2 separate regions of the Mus musculus genome follow, and region 2 is linked to region 1. A link is a loop called in an ENCODE intact Hi-C map of the cell type or tissue named here. Cell type or tissue: left cerebral cortex. All regions are shown on one strand. Each heading gives the region's core, and the rest is flanking DNA. Links, peaks and the distances in the headings are about the cores only. Region 1 holds the start of Ube2s (ubiquitin-conjugating enzyme E2S). Region 2 overlaps Ssc5d (scavenger receptor cysteine rich family, 5 domains).

What was found. Peaks named below come from ENCODE experiments on the same cell type or tissue, not always from the same donor. Only the 100,000 strongest peaks of a DNase experiment are listed, where the experiment ranks them.
Region 2: it touches region 1 in a loop (9-fold over the local background); 10 of 42 quality-filtered maps call a loop at or near these places.

Annotation. Positions count from the first base shown.
Region 1 is chr7:4,809,384-4,825,292 of GRCm38, reverse strand. Ube2s (ubiquitin-conjugating enzyme E2S) reads left to right here and starts at 12,953. Exons shown (of 4, transcript NM_133777.2): 1 at 12,953-13,130; 2 at 13,737-13,884; 3 at 14,681-14,871. The coding sequence starts at 13,128. In left cerebral cortex, for the core only: a CTCF peak has its summit at 12,379; DNase peaks (open chromatin) are centred at 12,490 and 12,853; H3K4me3 peaks cover 2,693 bases; H3K27ac peaks cover 1,826 bases.
Region 2 is chr7:4,932,066-4,948,374 of GRCm38, reverse strand. Ssc5d (scavenger receptor cysteine rich family, 5 domains) reads right to left here. Exons shown (of 14, transcript NM_173008.3): 9 at 14,923-15,240; 10 at 11,549-12,112; 11 at 11,153-11,467; 12 at 10,743-10,910; 13 at 5,503-5,661; 14 at 3,547-4,824. The coding sequence ends at 3,611. Among named protein-coding and RNA genes, the nearest start is that of Ssc5d, 14 kb to the right of the region's middle. In left cerebral cortex, for the core only: CTCF peaks have their summits at 5,025 (motif pointing left), 7,981 (motif pointing right), 8,922 (motif pointing left) and 9,751 (motif pointing left); DNase peaks (open chromatin) are centred at 4,976, 8,029, 8,182 and 9,733; H3K4me3 peaks cover 116 bases; H3K27ac peaks cover 10 bases.

The DNA of each region.
Region 1 (15,909 bases), core at 7,910-15,909:
ATATCTAAGTACACTGTAGCTGTCTTCAGATGCGCCAGAAGAGGACATCAGATCTCATTACAGATGGTTGTGAGCCATCATGTGGTTGCTGGGATTTGAACTCAGGACCTTCGGAGGAGCAGTCAGTGCTCTTAACCACTGAGCCATCTCTCCAGCCATATGTGTGTGTGTGTGTGTGTGTGTGTGTGTGTGTGTGTCTGTGTGTGTCTTAGTTAAGGTTTCCATTGCTGTAAGGAGACACCGTGATCAAGGCAACCCTTATAAAGGACAGCACACACACATACACATACACATACATACATGAGGGTTTGCCTGAATGGATGTCTGTGTGCCACATGTCTGCCTAGCGCAGGAGGAAGGCATCGGGTCCTCTAGAACTGGAGTTATAGACAGGTGTGAGCCACCATGTGGGTGCTTAGTATCAAACTTGGTCCTCTTCAAGATCAACTACTGCTCTTAACAACTCCACCTCTCCAACTCCTTTAATTTGTAATATTATATTTATCTACTTGTGTGTTCCTGTGTGTGCAGCAGTAAGAATTGGATGGAGGGCCTCATGAATGTTAAACGGGTATTATACCAGTGAGCTATATTTCCAGCCCCCCTTTCCAACCAAGCCTACACAGAGAAACCCTGTCTGGAAAAACCAAAAATAAATAGATAAATAAAAATATCTTTTTTTTTTAATTTTGAGCCAGGCATTCACTAAGTTGCCCAGGTTGGCTTTGAACTTGCTCTTCAGCCCAAGCAGACCTTGAACTTTCCACCCACTGCATCATCCTCTGACTAGCTGGAATGACAGGCCTATGCCAACAAGCCTGACACCAACATGTCTCTTGAAGGTTGCTATTCAGAGGGGAGTGAGAAGGTGGGATGCTTTGAGGTGCCTGTTTGTATGACAACTGGGGAGCACTTGCCCTGCCTTTGTCTCCCTCTCATCCAATGCATTGGACCTAGTTCTAGTTGACTTCTCTTGCTGTGATCAACACTAACTTGGAGAGGAAAGGAGTTGTTTCAGCTTATACCTCCTACTCTCATTACTGAGGGTATAGTCACAGCAGGAACCCAGGGCAGGAAGCTGGAGGCAGAGGCCGTGAAGGCCACTGCTTACTGGCTCACTGCTCTGCTTAGCATACTTCTTTTATTTTTTTAAAGATTATTTATTTTATGTATATGAGTGTTCTATCTCATGTACATCAGCATGCCAGAAGAAGGCATCAGATTACATCGTAGATGGTCATGAGCCACCATGGTTGCTGGGAATTGAACTTAGGACCTCTAGAAGAGCAGCCAGTGTTCTTAACTGCTGAGCCATCCAGCTGCCTCAGCATGCTTTCTTATATACCCCAGACTTAAGGGTTCTTTGGAAAGTCAGTTGTGTTAGATGGTGTTTTGCTGGGCAAACACATGTTTTCCTGAAGTGGACACAGGTGAAAGGCTAAGGCAGACTTATGAAGAAACGTTTTGCTACAGCAGACACAGGAAAAGGATGTTCTGCTAAAGCAAGCACGTTTCCAGGTGGTGGCGCACGCCTTTAATCCCACCCAGCACTAGGGAGGCAGAGGCAGGCGGATTTCTGAGTTTGAGGCCAGCCTGGTCTACAAAGTGAGTTCCAGGACAGCCAGGGCTACACAGAGAAACCCTGTCTCAGAGGGGGAAAAAAAAAGCAAGCACGTGAAAGGACCCGTGATGAGGGATTCTTTGCTAATGACTCGCACGAATTGATACTCCTTACAATGCACAGTTGCGCTTCATTCATCAGGACTCCATAGAGAGAAATGCACCAAAAGTGGTGTGCTGTAGGCTCTTCTCCCTTCCGAGGACCAGGACCAATTGGCAGAGTGATGTCAGCTGAGACAGATGTATGTGCTGAGGCAAGACTCATGGAGGACACGTGATGTTTGGTGAGCTTATAACAAGGACTGGGTGGGCAGTGACGGAGGCAGAGCTGGCTTGCTTATAAAGTTAGCTGTGCGACGTTTGTGGGTCTTGAGCCTTTGCTGATCCTTCACTTCACTAAGAGAGGCGCAGCTGAGACCTTCTCCTGGAGTCCCTTCTGCTTCCTCCTGCTGCAGCTGAGGCCTGGCTGTCTCTAATTAAGAACTACCTCACAGATCTAGCTAGCCACAGGCCAGGCCAGTGGAGGCAAATTCACAACTGAGGTTTCCTCACCCTAAGTTGTCAAGATGACAACTGAAGCTAACTATGACCAAATGTTTGTGTGGACATGTGTGGCGATAGCCGATATTATATCTCTTGCCTGCAGGCCACGCTGCGGGAGAGGCAGCTCCCATGCATCTACTTGTGAACTCTGAGAAAGGTTTTGGGCCAGTGAAGTAGCTCAGCAAGTCAAGTCACTTTGCTGTCCAGCCTGATGACCAGAACGTGATCCCTGGGATCCGCATGGTGGAAGGACTGAGCCAACATTTGCAAACTGTCACACACACACACACACACACACACACGCACAGAGAGAGAGTTAATTACTAGATGTACAAAACTTAAGAAAGTTCTCTCCTAAGTGTTTGCCTCTGCAGAGTATTTGTTTGCAAAAGACCCTGGAAGAAGAGCTGGAGGGAGAAAGGTAGAGGCAGGGCTGGGCCTCACTGCACATGCCTAGAATTCCATCACTGGGGAGCAAAAGGGCAAGGCCAGTCAAGTGCAGCACATGCCTTTAATTTCAGCACTAATGAAGTGGAGATGAAAAGATCAGGGGTACAACAGTGGCCTCTGCTTCATGAGACCCTGCCTTAATAAAATATAATAAAGTCAGCTGAGAATATGGTACTATCAGAAAGGTGCTCAGGACCCAAGCTTGGTGACCCGAGTTGACTCTCCAACACCAGTACACAGAGCCAGGTGCAGGGAGACTGGAAAAATAGGAACAGGTGGATCCCAGGGGCATGCTGACTAGCTTAACCCCCAACCTCCAGTGGACAGCTCCTGAGGAAGCACACCGAGGGCTTGAGAGCTGGCTTCACACAGAAACACAGCCACCTTAAGAACCGTACGGATGATCAAAGCCAGCTTAGGCTACATAGTGTTACTATGCCACCAGGCCAGTTGTGGCTACATAGCAAGTCTCTGTCTTAAACCCTCCCCCACCCCACCCCCCAAAGAAGCAGATAGAAGTGAACAGAGACAAAGGAGAGGGAAGGAGGAAAAAAAGGAAAATGAACTCCTGGGTGAAGTAAGAAAGTGGCCGAGATGGCATGAAGGCAGTAACTATCTAGGCCTAGCTAGGGACTCTAAGGAGCTGGCTTGGATTCATATTTTTGTTATGCTAACCCACAGATTTATTCAACAAAATTGAGCGAACAGAACAAATAAGTCCCTGTTCTTGAGGAGTAAATGGCCCTCGGAAGTCCCTGAATTCTCCCACAAGCCTCTCTTGATTGGGCTCCCATTCCTGGCAGCCAAATGCACCCTGACAATGATGGTGATTGTGAGAGGAACAGATGAGAGGATCCAGAGAAGGGAGGAGAGGGCCAAGTGAACATCAGCCAGTCAGTCAAGTGCCATTTGCATCTTCACGCTTCCTTCCAGAATTTTCCTCATGCAAATACATTTTCCCCAGCAAAGCACTCTTCCTATATATAGGTCACTCTGTAACCTGCTTTTCCTCGTCTAAGAATACAAGAGTGTCCTGCAAACACATATTTAACTTAGACATACCCAACTCTCTGTGCTTGGTACAGAGTGAAAGAAAGAAGAATTGAACAGTGAAAGTCATCTGGAGGGAAATAATGGACATGGTCTTTTTGTTACCCATACACATGACAGGGAACACCTCAGGATGATGTTGTTAGGTAAGAAGCAGTAGGTGGGCCAGTGAGGCATTTCTGTGGACAGAGGCTCATGCCGACAAACCTGATAACCTGAGTTTGATCCCTGGAGCCTTCATGGTGAAATGAAGAAACTAACACCCAAAGGTTATAGTCAGACCTGTGCACATGCAGTGGCACACTACACACACACACACACACACACACACACACACAGTCACACACTATGATTACATTTAGAAAAACAGAAAGCGTGGAAATGTGAGCATGTCAACCTGGTATTTGGGAGGTGGGTGCCAGAGGGTCAGAAGTTCAAGGTCAGTCCCACAGCCAAGGCACATACCTTTAAAGCCAGCATTCATTCAGGAGGCAGAGCAAGAGGGACTTCAGGCCAGCCAAGAGTACATAACAAAACCCTAACAGTGCATAAAAGGTCAAGGTCGCCGGGCGGTGTGGTGCACGCCTTTAATCCCAGCACTTGGGAGGCAGAGGCAGGCGGATTTCTGAGTTCGAGGCCAGCCTGGTCTACAGAGTGAGTTCCAGGACAGCCAGGGCTATCCTGTCTCAAAACAAAACAAAACAAAACAAAACAAAACAAAACAAAAGGTCAAGGTCATTCTTAGCTACACATGGAATTCTAGCCAAAAGAAAAGGGTGGATGGATGGAGTGGGGCTGGAGGTAAGGGGGATTATTGCTCTTCACAGGACACCCTCAACCCCTCCCCATGGCTTGGCTCCAGCAGCTCACAAAAATCTTTTCTCCAGGATCTAACACCCTCTTTTGCCTTACCAGAGCACCCGTCCTTGTACATGTTCACGCACACAAACAATTCAAAATAAAATAAATCTTTCATTTTTTAATTTTTTTGGTGGGTGGGGTGGGGTAGGGGAGAAGAAAGGGTTTCTCTGTGTAGTCTCCATTTGTAGACCAAGCTGTTTTTGAATTCAGCAGAGATCTGCCTGCCTCTGTCTCCCAGGTGCTTGACCTAAATGTGCATCTTCCTTTCCTTTCCTTTCCTTTCCTTTCCTTTCCTTTCCTTTCCTTTCCTTTTCTTTTCTTTTTAAAGGTGAGAAGAGGGAGGAAGGGAGAGGGGCAGGGGAGAGAGGGAGAGAGACAGGGAGGGAGGGAAGAAGGGAGGGAGGGAGAGAGGGAGGGAGAGGAAGAGAGATTGCCACTAAAACCAGAACTCTGGAGACAAGGCATGAGACCTGCACACCAGTTCCAGGTCAATCAGGGATGCATAGTGAGAGTTTATCTCAAGAAATGGGGGTCAGGATGGAGTGGAGCTGGAGAGACAGCTCACTGGCTAAAAGCACTGGCTGCTCACCCAGAGAACCCGAGTTCTGTTTCCAACACCATATGGTGGCTCACAACCATCTATAACTCCAGTTCCAGGGGATCCAATATCCTCTTCTAGGCTCTGAGGTTACTGTATGCATGTGCTGCACAAGCATGCAAGCAGGCAAAAGATTCATACCCATAAAATAAGATTAAGTTTTGTTTGTTTATTAAAAAAAAAAACAGAGGAAGGGTGAAGAATGGAAGGAAGGGGATGGAGGGAAAGAAAAAGGAAGAAAAGAAGATGGATCAGCTGTTAAAGATGGTGGCCACTGAGTGGGCAGTAGTGGTGCACACCTTAATACCAGCACGCGGGAGGCCAGCCTGTTGTACCGAGTGAGTTCCAGGATAGCCAGAGCTACATAATGAAACCCTGTCTTGGGAACACACACACACACACAGACACACACACAGACACACACATGATGACACCCGCCAAGCCTGAGGTGCCCCTGAGTACCCATAGAGTGAAGATGATAGCCTGCTCCTGAAAGCTGTCCTCTGACCTCTACATGGATGCTGGGATGTATGAAACTATATACATACATACAGGAATGTAATGAAAATTATATAGAGAAGAAAGAAAAAGAGAAAGCAGTGGGAAGGAGGGGGAAAGAGCCCTCTCCTTCTACAGAACATTCTAGAAGGGCAGAAAGAGACGTCTGCTGTGGCTCGCGGTTCTGCCTCTGTAACCTAACACCTTTCCTTCCAGGTTCCCAACTCCACAGTGCCACTAACACAGCCTTCGAGCAGCTATTCTTAACCTATTGTCTTGTGAACCTCTAAAATCTACACCTTTTAATTTTGCCTTTTATATTTTTATTTTTAATTATTCTGTGTATGTATATGTTTCTGAGTGTGGACTGGGCGACAGGAATTCAGTACTTGAGGAGGTCAGAAGAGGGTGGAAGATCCCCTAGAGCTGGAGTGGTTGTGCGCTGCTCAATGTGGGTGCTGGGTCTTGCAAGTGGCCCAGGATGTCCTCCTGCCTAAGTGCTGGACATGCCAAAAGGTCCATCATTCAAGTAATTCTGTTTTTTTTTTTTCCCTTCTCTTCTTTCTTTAAAAAAAAAAAAAGTTTTATTAACAGGGGATAGTAATATATACCTTTTTTCTCTTTCTTTCTTTCTTTCTTTCTTCCTTCCTTTCTTTCTTCCTTCCTTTCTTTCATGTAAGTACACTGTGGCTGTCTTCAGACACCCCAGAAGAGGGCATCAGATCTCATCTCGGATGGTTGTGAACCACCATGTGGTTGCTGGGAATTGAACTCAGGACCTTTGGAAGAGCAGTCAGTGCTCTTAACCGCTGAGCCATCTCTCCAGCCCAGTAATATATACCTTTAATCCCAGCACTCTCAAGGCAGAGGCAGGAGGAATCTCTATGAGTTCGAGGCCAGCCTGGTTTACAGAGTGAGTTCCAGGATAGCAAGGGCCACATAGAGAAACCCTGTCTAGAATAAACAAAAGCAAAAAACCAACCAACCAAACAAACAAAAAACTTTATCATATTTTTTTGGAGTCAGGGTCTTACATAGTCCAGGCTAGTCTCAAACTGACCATGTAGCCGAAGGTGACCCTGAACTCCAGACCCACTTGCCTCTACCATCTGAATGTTGGGGTTACACATGTGTACCACCACAGCAGGGTTTATTTTATTTTTTGGTTTGTTTGCTTTTTGAAACAGGGTTTTTCTGTGTAACTCTGGCTATCCTGGACTGTAAACTAGACTGTCCTCAAACTCAGGGACCCACTCCTCTCTGCCTCCCGAGAGCCTAAAGGTGAGCACCACCACGCCCAGCTTTTACAACTGTGTCTATGTGGTGCTAAAGGTTGAATCCAGGGCTTCATATACGATTGACAAGCATCCCACCCACTGAGCTAAATCCCCTGCCTGGGTTCTGAAGACCTTTTGTTGTGAGAGAACTGAGTCAGTCAGAGCCAGGCTGACTCCATGACAGGCTGCAAACTAGCAGTTTGGGAGACTAGGCCCAAGTTTCTGTTTTCCACAACTGCAAAAGTCCAAAACAAGTCAATTCCCCCCCACCCCACCCCCCCAAAAAAACCACCCTTCACAGGCAGCCAGTCAGGAAGCTGCCCCACCACCTAGCTTGAGCCAAGTATGTTTAATCAGCAAAAGTCCCCCAAGTCTCCCAGAGCCCTAACCAATCACAAAGGCACCCACACCCCTGGAGAAAGAGCAAACTAAGCAAGGGAAAGAAAGGCAAAAGTCACCCACTCCTACCCTACCAGGCTTTAAACTGGCTCTGCAAAGCCCACACTTCTGTGTTCCACTCTGGGACCCCTGCATGCAGTGGCGTTAGGTTACAGAGGCAGAACCGCAAGCTACAGCAGACGTCTCTCTCTGCCCTTCCAGAATGCTCTGTAGAAGGAGACGGCTCTTTTCCCTCCCTCCTTCCCACTGCTTTCTCTTTTTCTCTGAGCAGCTGTTGTCTTGTGAACCTCTAAAAGCTACACCTCTTTACACCTCTGTAGGTTCTCTGCAGAATAAACGCTCTTGGCCTTTGCTCACTATTTGAGTCTTGGTTATCATTTCTCTTGAATAAATCACAGACCCTTACCGTTGGACAGTGCCAACTTTAACTCAGAAGGCCTGTGTCAAGTCCATGTGTGAGAATAGATTTGCTCCCATACTTGTTGATTCTAGGCATTCCACTGCAAATCCTGTTGAGTGTGTGTGTATAGCATTCCATTGTGTGTGTATGCATGTGTATAGAGGTCAATGGTCAATTTTAGATAATTTGATTCCCTAGTACTGGTACCAAAAATGAGTGCTACCTTTTCTGGCTTTTTACCTGAGTGCTGGGGAATCAAACTCTGGTTTCTCATACTTGCATGGTAAGCATTGTACTGCCTGAGCCTTACCCCTTGTCCCTTGGTTACTTTTGGTTTGCATCAGAGACACTGGTTTTACAGCTCTGAAAGCCTCAATGCTTGGTACCGACGCTCACCTGTAATCCCAGCACTCGGGAGGCACAGGCAGGCAGATCTCTGAGTTCAAGGCCAGCCTGGTCTACAGAGTGAGTTCCAGGACAGCCAGGGCTGCACAGAGAAACCCTGTCTTGAAGGGGGCGGGGGGGGGGGAGTGTTACCAAATGCAGACCCTCTGCTTTGTGCTCTGGGTTTGTCACTAGAGGAGGCACCTAGTCCACTGACATATTGATAAATCACTAGATCCCCTCCACCCAGGATGACAAGAGCTTCCTGTCTATTTCCTACCCAGGGGTGCAGGCACAGATGGAAAGACAATAAGTGACTGCTTAGAGAGACTCAGGCTGCTATAGTGCAGAGAACCTTCTAGAATCCACACAGCACATAAAAGGATGTGCAGCCTCCCTGAGAAGACAGGAAATAGAAAAGAACATAGTGTACAGGATTGCTACATACTTTGAAGACTGCTAATATCCAGGCCCACTCCTGATACCAGCTGTTTCCTTTGCCATCAAAGTCTTTCTATAGACTCTTATACAACTTCCTCCCTTGGTTCTCTTAACTCTGACATCAAATGGCATCTTGTTCTTGGTTTGGTTTGGTTTGGTTTTGATACAGGGTTTCTCTGTGTAGAGCTGGCTGTCTGGAACTCACTCTGTAGACCAGGCTGGCCTGGAACTCACAGAGATCCAACTGCCTCTGCCTACCAAGTGCTGAGATTAAAGGTATGTGTGTACCACCACCACCTGACAATGTCACCTTCTTTTTGAAAACATTGTGTTTGTGTGCTATACATAAATGTATGTATATTAAGTGTGTGCTGGTACCTGAGAAAGCCAGAGAGGGCACCGGATCCCCTGGACCTGGAGCTACTGGCAGTTGTGGGCAGCCTGATGTGGGTGCTGAGAACTAAACCTGGGGCCTCTGCGAGAGCAGTGGTTTTTTTTTTTTTTTAAAGATTTATTTATTTATTTATTTATTTATTATATGTAAGTACATTGTAGCTGTCTTCAGACACTCCAGAAGAGGGAGTCAGATCTCTTTACGGATGGTTGTGAGCCACCATGTGGTTGCTGGGATTTGAACTCTGGACCTTCGGAAGAGCAGTCGGGTGCTCTAACCCACTGAGCCACCTCACCAGCCCGACAGCAGTGTTTTAATTCCCTGAGCGTTCTCTCCAGTTTCAGATGTTACCTTGTCAGAGAGATCCACCCTACTACAGCACCTTGCCAGCATTCCCAAACCTCCAATTCTGACAGCAACTCATAACCTCTGCATTAGTTACTTTTTTTTTTTGTCGCTTTTCTCATTTATGTAACAAAATACCAGATGGAAACAAGGTCTTTCTTTGTGTGTGTGTGTGTGTGTGTGTGCACGATGTATGTTCACATGTCCATGCTCTGTGTTTGAGCACAGGCTTTTGTGTGCATGTTCTATAAGTGGGTCAGCCCTCACCTACACCTAGTTTGCAGCAGGGCTCCTCTTTGCTGCTATATACACAGACCAGCTGACCTCCCAGCTCCTGGGATTTCCTATCTTTTTCCTGGAATTATAGATGCTTGCTACTGTAACTGGCTTTTATGTGGATTCTGGGAATTTAAGATCAATTCCTTCTTGTAAGGCAAGTACTTTAATCCTCACCTTGTTTGGTTTGGCTTTTTCAAACAGTCTCATGTAGCCCAGGCTGCTGGACTGTAGGCAGACCATCTACCACTGAGCCATACTTCTAATCCTTCACTGGCAGAGTCTAGGCAGGTGCTCTACCACTGAGCCATACCCCAACCCGTATCTTTTCACTTTGGTCCTCTGAACGTGAACTTTTTTAGTTTTGATGAAGTCGGATTTATTTGGTTTTTTTTTGTTTGTTTGTTTTGTTTTGTTTTGTTTTGTGGCTGTTGTTGGCATTAGGTGTAGGAAACCATTGCCTAATCCAAAGTCATGAATAGTTACCCCTATGTAAGTTTGTTTCTTTTGCTTACTAGTCATGCTGGAGTCAAACAGGATTGACTGGTTCTGTCATCTTGAAGCCTGTAGCTCATCTCCATAGGAGAAAACCTTAAGACAAAAATTTGTAAAATAAGGGGGCTGGACTGTAACTACTCTAAAGGCAGTGGGACCTGGGAGAATGGAACCAATAAATCAGGCAGACTAAAGTTTCATGCAATAGCCTACTTTATTCATAGCCTCAGAAAATTTATACCAGTGGTTCTCAACCTTCCTAATGCTGCAACCCTTTAACACAGATCCTCAGGTTGTGATGACCCCCAACCACAGTTATTTTCATTGCTACTTCACAACTGTAGTTTTGTTACTGTTATGAATCATAATGTAAGTATATGTGTTTCCAATGGTCTTAGGCAACCCCTGTAAAATGGTTCTTCAACCGCCGACTCAAAGGGGTCAAGGCCCACATGTTGAGAAATGGAGATCTGTAATACCCTGAGGGTTAAGAAAGGCCACAGGATTCATGAATTCAGACTGTCTACAATCACAAGAACAAGCCACACGAAACAAAAACCTGTTTTCCATAGAGGTATGTAAAGTACAGTTTAAACATTTAGCTGAATAACATCAGCAAGCAATTGGGGTAATCTGAAGCAAAGCCACTCCTAGCTGCTACATCTTGGAGGAGCACAGGAGTACAAAACACAGTCCAAGAACAATTCCATGTTTCGACGAAACAGAGGTCACAAGACTCTTGTCTCACAAGCACTCAAAATCCTCCTGACATGACTCCATTCTTGGATACTGTTCTCAAATAGAACAAATAGCTTGGTGGTTAAGAGCACTTGTTGCTCTTACAGAGGACCTGAGTTCAGTTCCCAGTACCCTCATGGTGGTTCAAACCACCAGTTATTCCAGTTCCAGAGGATCTGATACTCCCTTCTAAACTCCCTGAGCACCAGGTATACATACTGTGAACCTACATATATACAGGCAAAACATTTATATGTTCAAAATAAATAAATTAAAAAGAATTGGTGAGCCGGGCGTGGTGGTGCACGCCTTTAATCCCAGCACTTGGGAGGCAGACGCAGGCAGATTTCTGAGTTCGAGGCCAGCCTGGTCTACAAAGTGAGTTCCAGGACAGCCAGGGCTACACAGAGAAACCCTGTCTCGGAAAAAATAAATAAATAAATAAATAAATAAAATAAAATAAAATAAAAATAAATAAATAAAAAGAATTGGTGAAGAAAATGAGTTTCCTAAGAACTATAGCCAGATCTTGTCAGGGAAGAGGGTTGTTTCTTTCTGCTTTCCCTCTAGCAAAGCTACAATTTTACAGAAAACATGAAACAAGACTCAAGAAATGTGCTTATGCAGATTTAGCTATGAGACAGGTTGTCAGAACTGTGAAATCTCTTCCTGGGAGATGAGGTCCTACTCCTCTGCAGTCAAAGCTTCAGTCTGTTCTCTCCCCAGCATGGGATTACTGCAGATAGTTTAATTCTCTCTAGATCTCTGCCATGCTGTCATAACTGGATTAACACTTCATGGTTAGTAAGAGCCTCTGGGAGTATATGTAAGGACAGGACCAGGAGGTTAATTATGGGTGAGGGAAGAGATGACCTAAATGTGGGCAGCACTATCCCATAGGCTAGAGGATGGATATAAAAGGAACGAGGCCAGGGTATGGTGGCATACACTTTTAATCTCAGTATTCAGGAAGTAGAGGCAGGTGATCTCTGTGAGTTCAGGCCAGCCTGGTCTATAGCTCGAGTTTCAGGAAGGTCAGCCAGGCCTGCACAGAAAAACCCTGGCTTGAAAAGCCAAAACAAGGGCTGAAGAGATGGCTCAGCGGTTAAGATCATCGACTGCTCTTCCGAAGGCCCTGAATTCAAATCCCAGCAACCACATGGTGGTTCACAACCATCTGAAAACAGCTACAGTGTACTTACATAAAACAATAAATAAATCTAAAAAAAGAAAAGCCAAAACAACAACCCCCGACCCCGGGGGAAAAAGGAGTTCCAGGCCAGTAATGAAATTCTGTCTCTCAAAAAGTTAACAGAAGTCTATGGGGTCTGGAGGTCAGTCACAAAGCTCTCAATAAGGACGTGAGACTTCCCTGACTTCTTCCTCTGGCACCCCTACAGAAACAATGGTGGCAAAAGTCACAAGTCATACTCTAGAGGATCAGGAAGTCCAAGCCCTCGGAGTCAACCAACCTGATTTTGAGGGCTTCCTAACACATAACAGGAGCGCAGAACAAAATGGAGCCCCATAGACAAATTATGTCCACACTTCCGCCCTTCCATGGCTTCCAGGTGAGGTCGCCAGACTCCCAGCGTAACATTTGCATACACAAAAGAAATTGAGACATTTCATTGGTCGAGGTTGGAGTCTATCACACTGAGCTGGCTTCCCATTAGTAGCTTTCAATTCCTACCTGCCCCACAAGTCCAGATCACGACCGCCCCTGTTTATTGGTCAAGGCCCCTTCCGTCATCCCTTTAACCCCTCCAGTCCTGTCTTCCCTCGCTCCGCCCCTTCCCCTGCCTAACCGTTAGTCGCGTGCGCGTCTTTCTCCAGGCCGGAGCGCGCGCGCGCACCCCAAGTCGTGGCGGCGTCTCATTCAAACGGTCCAATCAGCGGCCACGTCGCCTCGGCGGGCGCCCCCTTTCTCTCTGCTCTAGGTTTTTAGCCGCTTGGTTCTCCCAGGTCAACTCCTCAGCCGGCGTGAGCCCTCATTGTGATAGCACTCCTCACAAACTGGGTTCGAACTTCTGCTACTATTCTGACAAGAACAGAGAAAAGAGCGTTGACCGCCCAGCAACGTGCGCGTTGACGTACGCGGTCGAGACGTGCCGTGAGGGGGCGGGGCCTGCGAGTAGCTATAAAAGTGCGGTGTTGGGCGCGCGGCCGGTTCTACCGAGGAGCAGACGTAACGTTGTGAGCGTTTCGTAGCGGACGTCGGAATTAGTGGGAGCGGAGTGGGGCCTCGGGGGCCTCGCTAGGGCCACAGCGGCCGGCAGTTGGGCCCCCCGCCCCGGCCGGCGGTCCGAGGAGTGCAGGAAGGGGGCCGGGGGGACCCGCCCCCGGCCGGCTGAAGTCATGGTGAGTGACGCGGGAGGCCCGAGGGGCCGTTGGGGACTCGGGCAGAGGAGGCGACTGCGGCGTCCCAAGTGTTTTCTGGCCAGCTTCTGAGTGCTTTGGTGGCATGGCTGAACGTCCGGAGCCAGGAGTCGGCCCCAGGGCCTTTCAACAAACGGTGCGGGAGCCCAGGCAGCCCTCGGAACCTTGGGGAGGGCTTTGGGCGCCTTGCGGCCCGCCCATGGGTGTTTTAAGGAGCAAGACATCCCGCCGCCATTTCGTCCAGCCTTTTTCTTTTTGGTGTGTGTGGGGGGGCGGCGGTTGATGGGGTTGTTTCAAGCCTAAGTAGGGGAAGGGCTCCGGCTAGGCCTCAGGCCCACCTGGAACCAGTAGTGGACCCATGCGCGTCTTAACGAGCGCTTTGGGTAGGTTCGGGTACGCTGAGCCACGTAGAAGCTTTTTCTGAGACACCGTCCCGGTCAGCCATGGGGCAAAAGCCAGAAGCATCTTAGGTCCAGTTGACAGGCAGTGATTGACAACCTCGGACCTCTAAAGTCTGGATTCTGGTATCCACCCACCTTAATCCTAGCTATTTCAGGCTGCTCACTCTCCTTTTCCCTCCGTGCCTAGAACTCCAATGTGGAGAATCTGCCGCCCCACATCATCCGCCTAGTGTACAAGGAGGTGACAACACTGACGGCAGACCCACCTGATGGCATTAAAGTCTTCCCCAATGAGGAGGATCTCACAGACCTGCAGGTTACCATCGAGGGCCCTGGTGAGTGTGAGCACGGAAGGGAGGGGCCACTTGACCAGATTTCTTCTGTCTTGTGGCTGTGGGACAAATAGGATTCAGCCTCTCAGGTGCTTATGACAAAATGTGGCCTTTTGCTTAGGCTTGCATTAAGGCTGTCAAGTGTTACTTTCCAGAGACGTGAGGATGCATATAAGTGAAGCAGAAATAGAAAGTGTAGCTGGGCGTGGTGGTGCACGCCTTTAATCCCAGCACTCGGGAGGCAGAGACAGGCGAATTTCTGAGTTCGAGGCCAACCTGGTCTACAGAGTGAGTTCCAGGACAGTCAGGGCTACACAGAGAAACCCTGTCTTGAAGAGAAAAAAAAAAAATGTATGCCAGGGGATCTGAAACACTAATCAATCGAATGTCCCAAGACTAAACAAAAAGCATTGTGAGGGGAAACTGGTGGTAATAAGCTGATTTGCATATTTTAAGCAAACCAGTTAGATTTTTCAGACCTCATTTGTCAACTGAATTTCTATATAGTCAGCTAAAATCAGTTTCAAAATCAGGTGACTGGCCTATAATGCTGAGGGTGTGCAATATGTCTGCCTGGTCTGCTGTTAGCTAGTGTAGCAACTGCCAGGTGTAGACCATCTATGATTACCACTTGACCCAAGCAAGTAGGTAAATGAAAACACACCTCTCATGAGGATGGGGAAAGGCTTGGAAAATGGTTTACAGGAAAAGTTGGTGGGTTGGGTCCCTTTGTCCTGAAGAGTGGCAATGTTGAAGGATGTTAGGATATAATAAAGCAGCCCCTTTTCCTCCTCTTCAGAAGGGACTCCCTATGCTGGAGGTCTGTTCCGTATGAAGCTCCTACTGGGGAAGGACTTCCCTGCCTCCCCACCCAAGGGCTACTTCCTGACTAAAATCTTCCACCCAAATGTGGGCCCCAATGGCGAGATCTGTGTCAATGTGCTCAAGAGGGACTGGACGGCTGAATTGGGCATACGACATGTGCTGCTGGTGAGTTTCAGCCATGGTACTTCATCTAGTGTTTAAAAATAAACTGAAGTAGTAGGAGACAAAGTCAAATAGAAATGAAGTTTCCAGCCTTACTGGGAAATAATGGAAGGACTGCCTTATGGCACTAAGTACTGTATTGTAGTGTCAAAGTAGAGACCTGACAACTAATAGGGTGGTTTTATAGAAGGTAGAGAGCAGTGTGTGGTTTAGAGACTCTTTTTTACATGTTTCAATTTAAAAGTGAACTTTTTAAAAGCCCAAACTGGCCATGAACTTAACCTCCAGCCATGGCTATTATATTTTTTGACCCAAGCAAGTGGATTAATGAGACAAATTAATCAGAAGCTGGATTTCTAGGATTGTGCCACCTACCCAGCTGAGTGGTTTTCTTGTGGTTTTTGTTTTGTTGTTTGTTGCACTGTAACCATCACCACTATTTTAATTCAAAGTTGTTTTCCTGTACTAATGTTTTTAACTTGGGGGGTATTACACTGCCTGAGACAGTTTTGGGGACACTATTCAGCATCGTCTGTGTACAAGACTGGACCACAGTTCTCCTTAGTCAGTTGAGGTGGAGGTAACTGATCGAGGAGGCTCCAAGGTCTCTAAAGGCCACTTAAAGTAGTTAGGTCACCTGGTGCCTCCTTTGCACTTTTTCCCCCCTAATGAGCCTCTAGAGCTGATGGTTGTGAAGATAGAGAATTGGGGTTTCCTTCAGGGCACTTGGGAAGGATTAACCTCTAAGGTAAACAACCCCAAAAATCTTTCCTGTTTTGCCTTCCTTTCTGTATGTTGGTTGAGCTTGTTTCTATCCAAAGCACTGGAAATGCTAGATGGCTATTGGCTCTGCTTTGGGGCCTGTTAAAAGAGGGACATCCAGGCCTCCAATTTGGAGGTACAGTAGTAAAAGTTGAGGAGATAGTCCATATTCATTTTCAGCATTGGTAACATCTGCCGGTTCAGGTCAGAAACTCAGAGAAGTGCCTACAACCAACCAACTTAGCTCAGGACTGTTTAATTCATGGAACCTTCTGAACT
Region 2 (16,309 bases), core at 4,873-12,872, 130 kb before region 1:
TTTGTGTGTGTGTGTGTGTGTGTGTGTGTGTGTGTGTGTGTGTGTGTGTGTGTGTGTGTTATATGTTTTGATGTGTATGTGTGGTGTGTTTTGATGTGTATGTGTGCATATGTGTGTGGTGTATGCTGTGATGTGTGTGTGTGTGTGTGTGTGTGTGTGTGTGTGTGTGTGTGTGTGTGTTTAGTGGAGCTCAAGTTTATAGTTTATCTACACCCATTGAGCTTGCTAGTTCTATGCAGCTACTGTTCTGGGCTTGTTGCAAGCTGGCAAGCAGACACAGAGCTCAGCTGTCCTGAGGGAGGTGTCGAGGGTCAGGGCCAGCAGCGGGTGGGGCTGGCTACCCATCCTGGCTGTGGGCCCTGGAGCCAGATGTTTGGGCTTAGCTGCTCAGCCAAACAAGGATAGGATGACTGAGTAATTAGGTACCCACTTGTTTGGGGCTAGCAGAAGGTATCCAGGGGTAAAGAGACCTTGGCTTAGAACACCCATCACACATCCACACACCTCTGGTTTGCAGAAAAGACAAAGACTGTCCCCCAAGTTGGGCTCTCTGGCAGATTCAGAGAGATGATCTGTAGCTAGGGTCCACCTGATCCCGACCAGGGATAGAGACAGCTGTCTTTCCAATCTGGGGTACTGCTCTATGACACTCTAACGAGCCAGGACAGGAAGGAGAAGGCAGCAGAAGCCCTATCCTCCCAAGTTTAGCTCTCAGTAGTTATTTAAGTCTTTGGCTTAATGAGATTTGAGGACCAGAGAGTTCCCTGCATATGCCTTTGCCTGTTGGCGGGACCAGAGTGTCCATCTATTAAGACCCCTGGGCATTATCCCATTCCCTGCCCAAATCAGTAACTGGACCCTACTGGCCTTTACAGGAGTGTAGGGGCGCCAGGCTCCATCACCTTCAGTAACCTCTGAGTCGTGATCTGGGAAGAGAAGGAGGGACTGGTTTCCTGGCCACAGTTTCAGGGGTCAGAACTGGAGTTAGAGGGGTGGAGTGTCTTCTAAGCTGGTCCTCAGTTTTCAGACCAGTAAGAAGAGGTGCAGATATAGGAAGGCACTGGTCACTAAGATGGGCGAGTCATAAAAGTCCTAATCTGGAACCCCAGGATGAGGTCAAAGAAGGGGCATGGCCATTGTTGTCCCAGGGCTGGGTTGCAGCTCTACTGTGTGGATTTGATGATGGGCTAGAGGGCCCTGAGTCCTTTCTGCAAAGCAGATTAAGACTCCTCCCTTGCAGGGCCGCAGTGATGTGGATGGGAAGTAGTTTTCAGGTGGTGCATGCCTGAAATCCCAGTCCTAAGGAGAGTACTCTCTTCTCTCTCTGTCTCTGTCTCTTTCTGTGTGTGTCTCTCTCTGTGTCTGTCTCTGTCTATCTGTCTGTCTCTGTCTCTCTCTCTTTATCTCTCTCTCTGTCTCTCTCTCTGTCTCTGTGTGTGTGTGTGTGTGTGTGTGACACACACACAGAGTTCACATGCTAGGCATAGAGAGCCATAGTTGTGTCTGGGATCACTTCTGTTTTTAAGGGTTTTTTCCATTAATTCATTTACTTTATTGGGGGTGCATATGGAGGTTAGGGAACAACTTATGAGAGTTGGTTCTCTCCTTCTATTATTTAGGTTCCAGGCACCAAACTCAGACCATCAGGGCTTACATAGCAAGTGTCTACCCACTGAGCCATCTCACTAGCCCTGGGTGCAGTCTTCATAAGTGGATCTGTACCACCTGGCATCTCTGCCTGTCCATGAACTGACTCAGTGGTAATCCTCATCCTGTGGGCTTAGTGTGATTAATATTCCCAATTTACAGAGGAGAAAACTGAGGCTCTGAGAAATGAACAAAAATTCCAGAGATATACAGGCTGCAAGACTAGACACAAGCCCAGTTGGTTCGATGTGGCCACATAATCCTATCTGAACTGGACATGAAATTCAGTTGGTAGAATGCTTGCCCAGTATACATGAAGCCTTAGGTGCAACCTTCAATGGTGCATATAACCAAGTATGATACTGTACATCTTCATTCCTAGCACTTGGGAGATGCAGACAAGAAGGTCAGAAGCTCGTGGGCATCCATGACACACTGAATGACATGCCAGATTAGGCTACATGCATGGAACCTTCTCTCAAAAGGGTCTGGAGGAGACAGATTTGGGTTGCCAATCAAGGCTGCTGCAGGGACTGGGGCACAAAACGGACAACAGATCAGTCACTCTCACCACGTACCCTGCAGAGCCTAAGCACGCTCAGAAATGTTCCCGTCCAGTCATCTCCACATGCCCATGAGACATACACTATTATTATCCCCGTTTATAGGTGGGGAACGGAGACTAAGAGGCTCAGTAGCTGGCTCAGGACTACCCCTAGCAAGGACTCCACCCGGCATCCAGGCTGAGAGTGCATCTCCTCCTCTGCTGAGCTGTGGTAACAGTACCCTCCCCAGCCAGTGTTAACGGAGATGGAATGACAGCCGGCTGCAGAGCCTCTAAACCAGCGGTTCTCAACCTGAGGGTCATCTTTCACAGGGGTCACACAAGACATCCCACATATCAGATGTTTATATTATGAGTTGTACCAGTAGCAAAATGACTGCTACGAAGTACCAACAAAAATTAATTTATGGTTGGGGGTCACCACAACGTGAGAAACTGTATTAAGTGGTTGTAGCATTAGGAAGGGTGAGAATTGCTTCAAACAGAGTCTGATACGGACACACCCCATAAGTGCTTGTCCATATGACGATGTTATCCCACCTATTTGGACTCATGAACTGTGTGCTCTGTCCTTAAAGCTGGGCACACCATGGCTGAGACAGCTTCCTGCCTCCACAGATTCATCAATGCCAGGACTGTCATAATGATCACCACTAGCATGATCAACATTAGCACCAGCATTGCTAGCACATCAGTGTCATCACGTCTCCGCCATTACCAACATCACCTCTTCATCACTACCACCATCACACTCACTGTGTTTCACCATAACCATCAATACCATCACCACTGTAATCACCACCATCCACAGTTCACCATCACCACCACCACCAATACCATCATCACTGTTATCAACGCCATCACCAGAGTCACCACAAAATTACTCCCCCACACCATCATAACCTTCACAACTAACATCACCATCACCATCCACACACAATCACGGCTTTCATCGGTAACACCGTGACCACCATCTTCATCATTATACCACAACACCACCACACCATCTTTGTCATCACGCTCATCGCCACTGACATCATCACACCATTATTGCCATCATCCCATCATCACAACCACCATGACCACCAACCACCATCACAGCATTGTGACCATCACCATGACCTTCACCATAAGCGCCATCCTGTCACTAACCATGATCCCTATCAACACCACTGTCACCCTGCCATCATCATCAATACCGTGAGCACATGACCATCAACTGCCATCACCTCACCATGATCTCCAACGCCATCACAGATGGCATTGACAAGTTAGGATCAGCATTGTAATTCTGTCCCTCCAGAGCCCCTGCTCCCCAGTAACAACACCCACACTTCGATTGTACATACGTTGGCTTTTGTTTAAGAGTATCTTAAGCACCGTGAATTTCAGAGTGGGTCACACATCTCCCCTCAGAGGCCTCTCCTCCTCCTCTGTGGTGGTGGTCATGGGCACAGGAGTGCTGGGGGGCCAGGCCACCTCTGCTAGCCTCTTTACAGTCTCACTCAGCTGCCCCAACCCCTGAGCAGCCTCTACCAACTGGGCTAGGCCCAGTGCCAGGACTTGGCGCTCCTGCCGGTCCTGCTCCAGGACCCAGGTCAGTCTCTGCAGCTGGTCACCCACCTCCCTCACAGCACCTACCAGCTCCACCAAGGCAGGTGGCTCACAAGCCATGACCCTTACTGGTGGTAATGGGGACACACATGGCCCAAAAGGATCTGGGTTGTGATTAGGGGTTGGCCCTTGAGTGAGGTGGTCTGAAGCTGAGTGTAAGGTCTGGCTTCTGGGTGGTTTGAAGGCATCTGTGGGTAGTGGGTCCAAGTTTGAGGCTGGAGAGGGACTGGAGGGGCCGGACTCCGAGGCTAGAAAGAGCTCTAGGTTCTGCGTCTGGGATGCGTCTGTGGATGGGGCTTCCTCAAAGGTCAACTCTGAGTTTAGTCTAGGCTTAGTGGGAGAGGAAAGTTCTGTCTTTCGGGAGGATGGAAGGGACTCTGTAGGGGTGGCAGGGGTTGAGGAAGGGTGAGTATTGGTGGGAGGTTGAGGACTTGTGGCGGGGTGAGGGCTCCTGGGTTGCTGAGGGTTTGTGGTAGGTTGAGGGGCAATGGTGGGGTAAGAAGTTGTGTTGAGTTGAGGGATGCTGGTGGGGTGAGAGGCTGTAAACGGCTGTGTGGGGGTCCTGGTGTTCATGGGGAGGTCTGAGGAGTCAGAACTTTCTGGGATTATTTCAGGTGCTGGTGTTGTATCAGGTCCTGGAGTCAGCTCTGAGGTAGGAGAAAGCCTGCTCACTTCTGATAGCATAGAGGAGGCAGAGGTTAGCCCTTCAGGGGAGGTGGGTGTTGGGCTGCCTGAAAGCTCTGGGGAACGTGTTGGAAGCAAACTGGTATTAGGAGTGGACAAGGCAAAGGTTGCTGGGGAGGGAAGTCCTGGGGTGAGTAGAGATGGTTTGGGGGAGCTAGAGGTCCCCTCCTGCTTTGAGTCTGGGATGAGTTGTGGCCAGGAGCCAGAGGTCTGCCGTGAGCCAGAAGGCTCTGGTGAAGAGGAGGAAGCAGGAGATGAGGTGGTGGCTGAGGTGGGCAGCGGCCGGCGCTCAGGTGTTGGCTTCCTTGGTGAACCTGGAGTTGGAGAAAAGAGGGGCAGATCGGTCAGAGGTCAGTCTGCCCTATTGCCCTATCTACGTATTCCGCAAAGTCCCTTGAGGAGAAGACCAATGGGAAGGCAAAGATCTTCGTGACATCATGGGTCACCGGCAGATTTCACCAGGCCCTAGTGCCCCTCCTCCTCAACTCTTGCGAGGTCCCTGCCGCCACCTGGTGGCCTATGCGGGGAACACAGATGCCTACAAGTACAGAGTGGAGAAAGAGCCCAGGGGACCAGAAAGATGAACACGCTTTGGGATACGAGAAGACTCCTAGGAAACACCCACAGTGAGACTCTATGTGATAATTAACGTTCACTGTCAACTTGACAAGATTTGGAATCACCCAGGGGACACAGGTCTGAACATGTCTATATGGGAGTTTACAGAGAGATTTTATTGAGGAGGGAGAAACAACCATATCTATCGCTTGGGCTGGGGTTCTAAACTGAATGAAAAGAAGTGAGTTAGTCAGGCGTGGTGGCCCATGCTTTCAACCCCAGCCTTTTAGAGTCAGAGGCAGGAGGAAGTGTGTGAGTTCGAGGCTGTCTCTCTGCTTGATCTTTGAAGTAAGAAGTAGTTACCCCTAGGAGCTTGGAGCCCATCTCTGTACCCCAGGACACATACTCCCCAGGCCTCTTTGCCCATGCCTCACCTGCACGGGCCCTTGGAGCTGGAAAGGGGTGGCCGGGACTCTTGCTGGTGCTAGTGGTAACTGTGGATCCAGGCTTGGTTGTGGTGGGGGTCCCCTTGAACAGACCCCTTCCTGAAGGTGTATCCCACGTCCAGGAAGACTCATAACCTCCCTGGTCATCTGCAGATGTGTGAGGAAGAGAGTTGAGTCCTCCTTCCACTTTTTCCTGCTGCTCATTACCACAGCTCACCCGTCATTCAGCCCCTCAGCCTATGTCACCTTGTCACCGGTCAGGATGCTCTTGGCTAGTAAACGCAGAACCTGAAGAGGTTATCCCATAAAGCAAATGCGTGCATTGATTCCGTTCAAAGCAATATTGTTTTTGACACAGTCTCAGGTAGCTCACACTGAACTTGAACTCATGTAGCTGATGCTGGCCTGGAATTCCAATCTCCCTTTACATTTTAAAATGACATGTATTTATTAGTGCATGTGTGCCTTCCACCATGTGTGCTCCAACAATACTTGTCAGGTTTGTCACCAAGTATCCTATCTACTGAACTATCATGCTGTCCCAAGCAGCCTTTTTTAAGCCATAGCACACACATACACACATGCACAAACATAATACAGTTAAAATAAATAGATAAATAAATGGGTGACAATAAATAATTAACAAAAAGAAAAAACGTTCCTGAGTCTCATAAATACTTAGAATACACAAACCTTTCCAGGGTGAATCTCAGGGGAAAGACTAAAGACACGATTAAGCCCAGAGAAAGGCAACACACTCCGGGCTTTGACGAAGGAAGGGGCTGGAGCTGGAAAAGTCAAGAGGGCAGCTTCTCCCCTAGGGATCAGCCCTGCCTGATCTTAGATCAGTCAGACCCATGAAGTCTGACCTACAGAAGATCAAGAACATGAGCCACTAGATCTGTGGTGATGTTCTAGCAGCCAGAGAGATCCATGGAGGCCCTTCTTAGAGCTTAAAGCCTACCCTTGCTGAGGTGGGAGAAATAGCTTAGTGGTTAAGAGCATCTTTTGGGTTTCCAACCCACACTTCAGGCAGCTTACACCTGCCTGTAATGCCAGGTTTAGATTGGATGTCCTCTTCTGGTCTCACTGAGCTGTGTGTGTGTGTGTGTGTGTGTGTGTGTGTGTGTGTGTGTGTGTGTGTAGCTTGGCTGTTCTGGAACTTGCTATATAGACCAGGTTAGTTTCAAACTCACATAGATCCACCTCCTTTGCCTCCAGAGTTCTGGGATGAAGGGTATGCACCACCATGCCTGAACCACAAAATAAGTCCTTAAAAAGAATCTTAACCATGTGACTATGCGAGTTTTCTCCCACAGGCCTTTGGTCGCTTGAGAATTCCCTTCCTGGGAACAGTGGGTAAAGTTGCTCGCTGTACATCCTGATGACCTCAGTTAAACCCTGCCAAAACCCACATGGTGGAGTAGAAAATACAACTCGTGGAAGCTGTCCTCTGACCCCACACATAAGCCATGGCACACGCATGAATTAATTAAACAACACTTCTCTTCTTGCTCTCGTCTGCTGAAGGATAATATCACATTTCTGGAAGGATTTTCTTGGTTTCTCTTCTATAAATAATCATTACCACCTTGGGATCCTGAGCCTATGAATTGTTTCGGTAAGCAGAGTTTTCTGTTATAGGTGACGACGCGGGCCTTCTGTACGTTGGATTGGAACGCACAGTCACACAACTTGTCCCTGTGCTGTCTGGATTGGAGTCAGCTAAGTGAGTCAGAGCCCAGGCTTGTGCTTTGAGTGGCAGCACACATCATCCCAGTACAACGAGTGAATGGCATTAGGCTGGCATCATGATGCATGCCTATAATCCTACCACTCAGAGTTCAAGGCTTGCCTGAACTACACAGTGACTTCCAAGCCAGCTTAGGCTATGGTAAAAAAGAAGCTCTCGGCAGCAAACAAGAGCTGGGAGATAGCTCAGTTTGTAAATTACTTGTTTTGCAAACACAAGGAACGGAGTGTGAGCCCCAGAGCACACATTTAAAGAAAATATAAAGCTGGGTATGCCATCCCGGTGGTAGGGAGACAGAGACAGAGCTATCTCCCAGGTTTATGCATCACTAGCCTGGCCTCAATGTTGAGCTTCAAGGCCATTGTCTCATAAAAACAAGGTTTAGATAGTGCCTGGGGAATAGCACCAGATGTTGTCCTCTCGCCTCCACACACACTGTCCACACATTGCAGAGACACACACAAGCATTTACATATAGTTATACTTACACACATACCACACACATATATACATAAGACACATATAAATTGTTTGAAACAGTCTCATCCTACTACTACACCTTCTTCTAACCCTTGATACATAAAATTGTCCCAAGAGTTTGCTTGTACAGTTTGTACTTCTAATTTATTTGCCCTGCTCCCCCTACAAGGATCCCCCTGCCTCAGCTGTCTCTGCAGTGGGCAGTGCCTCACCATGCGCTCAATTCTACCACGAGGGGGCGCTGCAGGACAGAGAAACTGCCCTAATTGTGTAGAATGTAAGTTCTGCAAATGCAGCTGCACTTGAACAAGGAACGGGGTCTCTAAGAACTCACTTCTGGTTCCAGCATTCTAACGATCAACCTCGATACCAGCAAGAGGTACTCCTGGATCCACGTTATACATTCCTGAAGTTGGCTCCCTAGTTCAACTCTACAGGTGGAGAACAGGGATCCTGGTGGCCAATCAAAATGTGCAGCACTCCGTGACGTAAGGAGGTGCTAGGCAGAAGAGCAGGTACCTACCTAGGCAGGCCTGATTGTGCATGCTGGGTTCCAGAAAGGATGCAAGCAGACCCTCCAATCAGTGGCAGGCAGAGGGACACACACAAAGAGGCAGGGAGCATTCAACGGTGTATGCAGAGAGAAATGAGGGTGACAGAGAAACAGGGGTGCGAAATGCAGCGGGTAGGGCACAAATAGTGTCCTCTCTCACTGAAATGAGGGTCAAGAGACACAAACAGAGAAAGAAGGAAAGAGAGAGGGAGAGGGAGAAGGAGAAAGGACTGAAGCTAGCAGAATTAAAAAACAGATAGTGCGACTCAGAACATGGCAGTAGCTGACTGAAAAGAAGTTGGAGTATGCGTGCCTGTAATCCTAGCATTGGTGGGTGCAGTCAGGGGATCAAGGCCAGCCTCGGGTACATAGAGAAGCCCAGCTAGAGCTATAAAAGAACAGCTCAAAAGTGTAGAGGGGCAGAGAAAAGTAAGAGAGGAAAAGGAAGGAAAGAAAGAAAAAGAAAGGGGAAGGGAAGAGGCTGGAGAGATGGCTCAGCGGTTAAGAGCACTGACTGCTCTTCCAGAGGTGCTGAGTTCAATTCCCAGCAACCACATGATCTGTAATGGCTCACAACCATCTGTAATGGGATCTGATGCCCTCTGCTGGGTGTCTGAAGACAGCTACAGTGTACTCATATACATAAAATAAATAAATCTTAAAAAGAAAAAGAAAAGCCTGTCTCAAGAAGGGGACGGGAGGAAAGAGGGACATGAATGACAGGTAGCTGGAGTAATAAATTAGAGACAGGGCAGATGAGATGGATCGGCACCTAGCTGAAAATTCTAGTTGTATACCTGGAACCAACATGGTAAAAGGAGAAGACTGACTCCTGCAGGTTGTACATAGACACACACACAAGCACGAATCCACGCATGCAAGTGTGCACACACACATATGAGCTCGTATACTCATGCATATACACACTTACATATGAGTGCGTGTGCGAGCACATACTGTGGCATATGGCCCTGAGCACAGGTGTGCATGCACACACATATACAATCAATCAATCTAACAAAGAAAAAGGAAGGAAAGGGGGAACGCTACAGAAGGGAGGAGATAAAAGCAGAGGGTCTGAAAAAGACAGTGGAGGGGGAACCCAGGAAGGAAAGAAGAGAGGAAGTCACGTGAAATACAGTGAGTGACGGGCAAGGTGGTACATGCCCAGTGACCCGAGGGCTGGGGAGGTGGAGGCAGGGGGAGAACAGGAGTTCTAGGCCAGCTGGGACAACGAAAGAAAAAAGAAAAAGCAAACTACTGAGAAATGGGGTGAGATGGTGACTTGAAAGGAAGATACAGGGGCTGGACAGAGAGTTCAGGCTGTTCTCCCAGAGAAGCCAGGTTCAATTCCCTGCACCCATGTGGCTGCTCACGCCTGTCTATAACTCCAGTTTCAGGAGCACTAGTGCCCTCTTCTGGCCAGGACTCTGGTGCCCTCTTCTGGCCTGTGTGGGAACTGTATGCACATGGCATAGATATGCCTACAACCATACCCATAAAATAATAACTTTAAACAATGTAAAAGGTGTGGAAGGAGTATAGAACTTTAAAGAAAAACTGATGAAAAAAACCAAGAGATACTGCACTGGGAAAAACAGAGTACTAAAGAGGAAAAGAGAGTGGGAACGAATCCAATGGGAGAAAGACACCAGGAGAAAAGCAAAATGGAGTTCTAAGATGTAGGGGCCAGGGTGGATGGAGATCCCTGGGTTAGCATCAGGGGTGGAAGGACACAGACCATAGCAAAACAGAAGCCATGGAGAAGCAGAAGGACTGACAGATGTCATGTAAGGCACTGACTTTCATGGGTGGGGCTGGGAAGGGCAGGAGTTAGAACCTGTGCTCCAGGAGGGTCCTGTCTGTGTCTGACCTAGAGCCTGACCAGGACAACACATGGACTGCCAGACTGGGTATGAGTCTGCTGACGGTGGAACCATGTGCTCACAGGACAACCCTGAGCTGAGGGCTCTGGGTCATTCCTGCACATGCTCTGGATTGAGGGGCATGGTCGATTTGGTAGGCTCAGTACTAGCTGATGCCCTCTGATCGCTCTGAGCCACATGCTGTCCCATTGCACTCTGGAGAAGGTGAATACTGTCAAGCCCAAGAGTGGAACACATTTAGGCAAGCCTGCCAGGACATGGAGGCCTAGGCTAGCTGTTAGAGAGATCTTTATGGCTGACCACAGTAGCACATATGTTTGCACTGCCAATACTTGGGAGGGGGAGACAGGAAGTTCAAGGCAAACCTCAGCCACATAGCAAGTTCAAGGCCAGTCTGGGATACAAGATATAGCACCTCAAAAACAAAACAAACAAAACAAAAGTGGGCGGATGCCATCGCCCGGTAGGTAAAGGAGCTTGTGGATAGAGCTCCACCATTTTGACTCTGACCTCATCACACATGCCTTGGCATATGCACCCAGGTTGAGCCCCTCACCCGTGTCTGGAAGGTTCTGTGTTGCTGGAGAGGGGACTTCAGTGTTTGTAGTGGTAGCCCAGGAAAGTGTATGTCCAGGCCGCGCAGCCACTGTGGTCCCTTTGGTCAGGTCCTCTCCGGAAGTAGGGTCCCAGGTCCAGGAAGGATAATCGTCATCACCCGTGTAGCCTGGGGGAGAGACAGGTAGCTTGTGCCTCTTCCTGCTAGCTGAGGTCCCCCCCCCCCGCCCCCGGGCTTCCCTTCCCTGCCAGAGTCTCCTGAAGTAACCCTTTCCTGCTCTCATGCTGAGCCCCCTCCAGCCCGCTCCTTAGACCTTTAGACACCAACGCTGAGTCCCCTCTAGCCCACGAGACACCATTCTGTCCCACTCTAACTCCACCACCTCGGCCTCCCTCACTGTTCCCTGGTACCAGTGCAGGTGAGCACCACGTCTTCTTCGTGGTCACAGTTGTGCTTCCCCCATGCCCCCGAGGGGCAGTCACTCAGTGACATCTCACTTCCTTTACAGCCCATGTCATCCAACCAGATGGGCCCAGTGCCAGGGCCATAGTGAGTTTTGCCTACTCGGGGCCGGACCTTTCCGCAACCCAGCTCCCAGCAGGCCACTGTGGCATCCCGGATGTCCCAGCTGTCATCACAGACTGTTCCCCAGAGTCCAGCATGCCACACCTCTAGCCGGCCAGCACACCTGTTGGGCCCATCAGCCAGACGAACCCGGAAGGGACCTGGGGGAGGTGGGAGGCTCTCAGGTTAGGAGGTACAGGGCCACCTCCCTGTCCCCACCCTTTTAACTCTCTACTACTCACCTGATGGCACAGGGACTCCAGCAGTTGGGGTGGTAGCTGGATCTTGGGATGATTCCAGAGAGCCTTCGGTGTTCTCACCCGATGGCTCCAAAGAGGTCTGAGGGTTTTCCGTTGTGGTGGCCTCAGAGGTCACTTCTTGGGGACCTTGAGTGGACTGTGACACCACAGGCTCTGAGGTCCACTCCCAGGGGACCCTAGGGGTCAGCCTTACAGTGGTATGTGAGGTCTGCCTGTGGGGAGCCTCAGTGGTCAGTCTCTTTGGTAACTCAGAGGTACGTGCTGTTGGATGTAGGGAGGTTGGGGTGCCTGGGGCCCTGGAATGTTTGGTGGTTGGCATCCCAGGGGGCTGAGTGGTTGGTCTCCTTGCATTTTTAGTCACCCACTTCTTGGTACTCTTGGGAGCTTTCCCTGGAACCTTTGTGGGTTTCTGTGGCACACTGGAGGTGAGACTGGCAGAAGGTTTGGTGGTTAGCTCTCCTGGGAGCCAGGCATCCTGATCTCTACCCAGCCCAGGGAGCCAGCTCCAACTGAAAGGGTCTGAGATGGTATCCAGGCCGGGGGTCCCTAGGAGACCGGGAGGGAGGAGAGATAAGATCATGGGGAAGGTCTCGTCCTGTCCTGCTAACCCATACCCTCCGCCCTCGTTTCACTTAAGAAAATAGAAGTCTGTTGGACTGAAGAGATGGGTCTGTGGCTAAGAGTACTTGCTGCTCTTCCATAGGACCTGGGTTTGATTCTTAGCACAAACATAGTGGCTCACAACTGTCTGTAACTCTAATCTCAGAGAGTCTGGTGGCCTCTCCTGGCCTCCAAGGACTCCAGACAAGCACATGGCGCACAGATCCACTTGCAGGCAAAATACCTGCACACTTAAAAACTAAATAGGGCTGGTGAGATGGCTCAGTGGGTAAGAGCACCCGACTGCTCTTCCGAAGGTCTGAAGTTCAAATCCCAGCAACCACATGGTGGCTCACAACCATCTGTAACAAGATCTGACGCCCTCTTCTGGAGTGTCTGAAGACAGCTACAGTGTACTTACATATAATAAATAAATCTAAAAAAACAAAAAATAAAATAAAATAAAATAAAATAAAAACTAAATAAAGGCAATCTATACTAAGTGTGCTTGCCCCCTGAGCATTGCGAGCATGTCTACAGTGCATTGTTCCCTAATTATCTCTCTCACCCCTACCTGCCTCTCTCCCCTCTTCATAACCTTGGGTTTTTGTCATGCGATCCATCAGAGGTCATCTGCGTTACCGGTGGATTAAAACTGTCATTAAGAGCCTGGTACAACAGTTAAAGCTACTTTGAGATCCCATCTCATCCCAGTCAGAAAAACTATCATCAAGGAAACAAATGACAGCCAATAGGAAACAGAGTCCTCCTTCACGCTTAGTGGGAGTGTCTAGTGGTGTAGCCACTCTGGGAAACTAGCGTGCAGATTCCACAAAAAGCTGGGGCTAGGGGCTGGAGGGACAGCCCAGCAGGGAAGAGTGCCATACACACAAATGCATGTACATGGTTAAAAATAATAAAGTCAATTTTTTTTAAAGTCAAGGAATAGGGAAATGCAGGATAGCTACTCCACTCCTAGGCACACACCCTAAGACAGTGGTTCTCAACCTTCCTAACACTTCCACCTTTTAATGCAGCTCCTCTAGTTTTGGTAAACCCCAACCATAAAAGTATTTTTTGTTGTTACTTCATAACTGTAATATTACTACTGTTATGAATCATTATATAACTAGCTGATTATTCCAGGACTTAAGTGACCTCTGTGAAAGGCTCCTTCAACCCCTAAAGGGGTCACAACCCATGAGCTGAAAACTGCTGCCTTAAGGGCTTCATCTCTTAGCAATGTATCAGCTGCTTATGTTTTTACTCTGAGACGGGAGCAAAGCTGTCCAGGCAGGCCTTGAACTTGTGATCCTCTTACACCATCTCAAGTAACTAGGATTATAGGTCTGCCCCACCATGCCTACACACACACACACACACACACACACACACACACACACACACACACACACACTAAAGATTTACTTCTATTTGATGTATTTCCCCTTCATGAATGTCTGTGCTCTATGTGGGTTCAGTGCCTGCAGTGGCCAGAAGAGGGCATCAGATTCCCTACCCACCAAGTAGAGTTAGAGAGCTGCCATGTGGGTGCTGGGACTCAAACCTGGGTCCTCTTCAAAATCAGCCAGCACTTTAAACCACTTAGCCCCTGATTGTTTTCCCATGACAAGGACTCTATAGCTCAGGATAGCCTTAAATTCGTAAGAATCCTCCTGCCTCAGCCTTCCAAGTGCTGGTACCACAGGCTTGCTCTATCACCACTGCCTTTTCTTTCATATTCAGTACCCTCAAGAGTGGCATGAAGCCTACAAGCCAGTCCCCTGCTCCCCGTCCTCCGGTGGCTCCCAGAGGAGACAGAGGCACTATCCTGATGACTCACTCTATCCTTTGAGTCACCAATATCCACACTCTGTCTCTCTGGTTAGGCCACCTAGGCAGTCAAGGACGAATCATGCCCAAGACAAGCTTGGGGGCTTTGCCCTGGCTCTAGGAAGATGACCTCTAAGCCCTTGGAATGTTCTTGCCTGGTAAGAAACTCTTTATATGTTTAGGGGAGGCAGTTTGCACCATGTTAAGTCCACACTGACAATGTGATTTCTGAACAGCCCTGAACGTGGTCAATCAAGCCCCTACCAATAAGCAAACAAACAAACAATCAATCCCCATAGACATCAAGACTAGCACATCTGGCTCTTCTCTCATGTTGTCACACACATGTTGCTGGGCTAATCCAGCACCGTTTATACCCCTCCCACACACACCAGGACTTCACACCTAAACTCCATTCCACATGTGTTTGCTTTCCCTTGGCTGAACTTAATCTGCATCTTCAGTATATTGAAATACAACCCCCCCCACCCCCCACCACCCCCCACCTCTCTCATTTCTGGGAGTCCTTTAGCAACAGAAGGAATGTCAGTGCGGTTTCAGAGACCTCCCAAACACTGCTGGTTTGCAAGAGCTTGTCTGTGTTCCCCTTGCTCTCCATGAGGCGTGAGCTCCTCAAAGACCTGTACTATGTTCATTCTGTTCTGAGCAGCCAGCTCCTAGCTCAGTATCTAGCTGTGGAGCTGGAAAGCAACCCCTATAAATGGGGGGATGCACTGCCAGAGTTCATGTGAATTAGCCCTCACTTTGGCTACACATAGGCAATTTGAATGAGGTTATATGAGCTAAATACCCACTACAGAGCTGGAGCTTGCAGTACTCAGTCAAGTTAACACCACCTTTAGCCTCCACTGCTTCCACTTAGAAGCCCTCCTAGAGCCAGTGGGTGGCTAGTGCATCCTCACCAGTGCAGGTAACCCCGACATCCTCATTGTGGGCGCAATTGTGTTTCCCCCAGGAAGCAGCAGGGCATTCTGACAGTGAAGCCTCCGTCCCCATACAACCTACGTCATCCAGCCAGATGGGGCCTGCACCCCAGCCAAAGCGGCCTGCTGCGGGGTCTGGTTGCCGAGGCCTCCCACAGCCCAGCTCCCGGCAGACCACAGCTGAGTCTCTCATGTCCCAGCTGTCATCACATACTGTCCCCCAGCGTCCGTCATGCCATACCTCCAGCCGGCCAGAGCACCTGCTGGGTCCAGCCACCAGGCGCAACTGGGGGGACCCTGGAATAGGAAAAAAAAAAAAAGAAGAAGAAGAAGAAGAAGCAAGAGTCAGGGTCAAAGAGCCCAGCTAGCACTCTGAGCCTTCATCTACCTGCCTTCTGCCTTCCTTTCTAAATGCCCATCAGCTCCCTCAGCTCTGCTTCTCCTCATAACCCTTCAGCTCAGGTAGCAGGCACTGATCGAGATCTCTCCTGCACTGGACACAGAGCCAAGCAGAGCTGGCTGGCTCCTCAGAAAGCTAATGTAGAATTACCATATGATATAGAAATCCCACTCCTAGGGATACACCCAAAATACATTGAAAGGGGGCTGGCGAGATGGCTCAGTGGGTGAAGGCGCCTGCCCTCAAGCCTGACACCAGAAGTCTGACCTGTGGGACATCTACATGGCAGAAAAAGAGTTCTCCCACTATGTGTACTGTGGCATGTGTGCACACATGCATGCACGGAGAGAAACGTGATTTTAAGAACTTGAATGTATCTGTTAACATTTAATCATTTCATTATTATTAGAAATTCTGACTAGAGACATGCCTGCTCCTGACAGTACCCTCTTCATGGTTCAAAGAAGAAATTGAGCATCAACACCTCCACATGGAGTTGCTCCAGTAATGGCAAGGTAACCACTAAGCAAAAACTGCCCTATTCATCTGCAGACAAAATACTGTCCAAAGAGGACAAACAGATGTGGGCTAGTCAACTGCTAAGCTCTGCCAAGGCAGGGTAAGCTAGCCCCTCATATTCCTGCTTTATTTCAAGGTCTGTCAGATGGTTCTGGGCCAGAAAGCGGAAGACAGATGCTCTGACATCTGTTATAAGAAGTTAGGGGCTGTCCAGGCAGGCAGCTGTCTCCACAATTTGTTTAAGTTTTTGGAAGCTATGTTTTTGTGCTTCCTGTATATTCAGGTTATATTTCTTTCTTTCTTGGATTTTCTTTCTTGGATTATGAGACTAGTTATAGTCTCATAATCAAACACAAGTTGTTTAGCATTGAGAGAGATGATATATATTTGAAAGGATGGTTTTCAGATGGTAATGCAAGCTAATATCAGAACATAATTCAGATATAA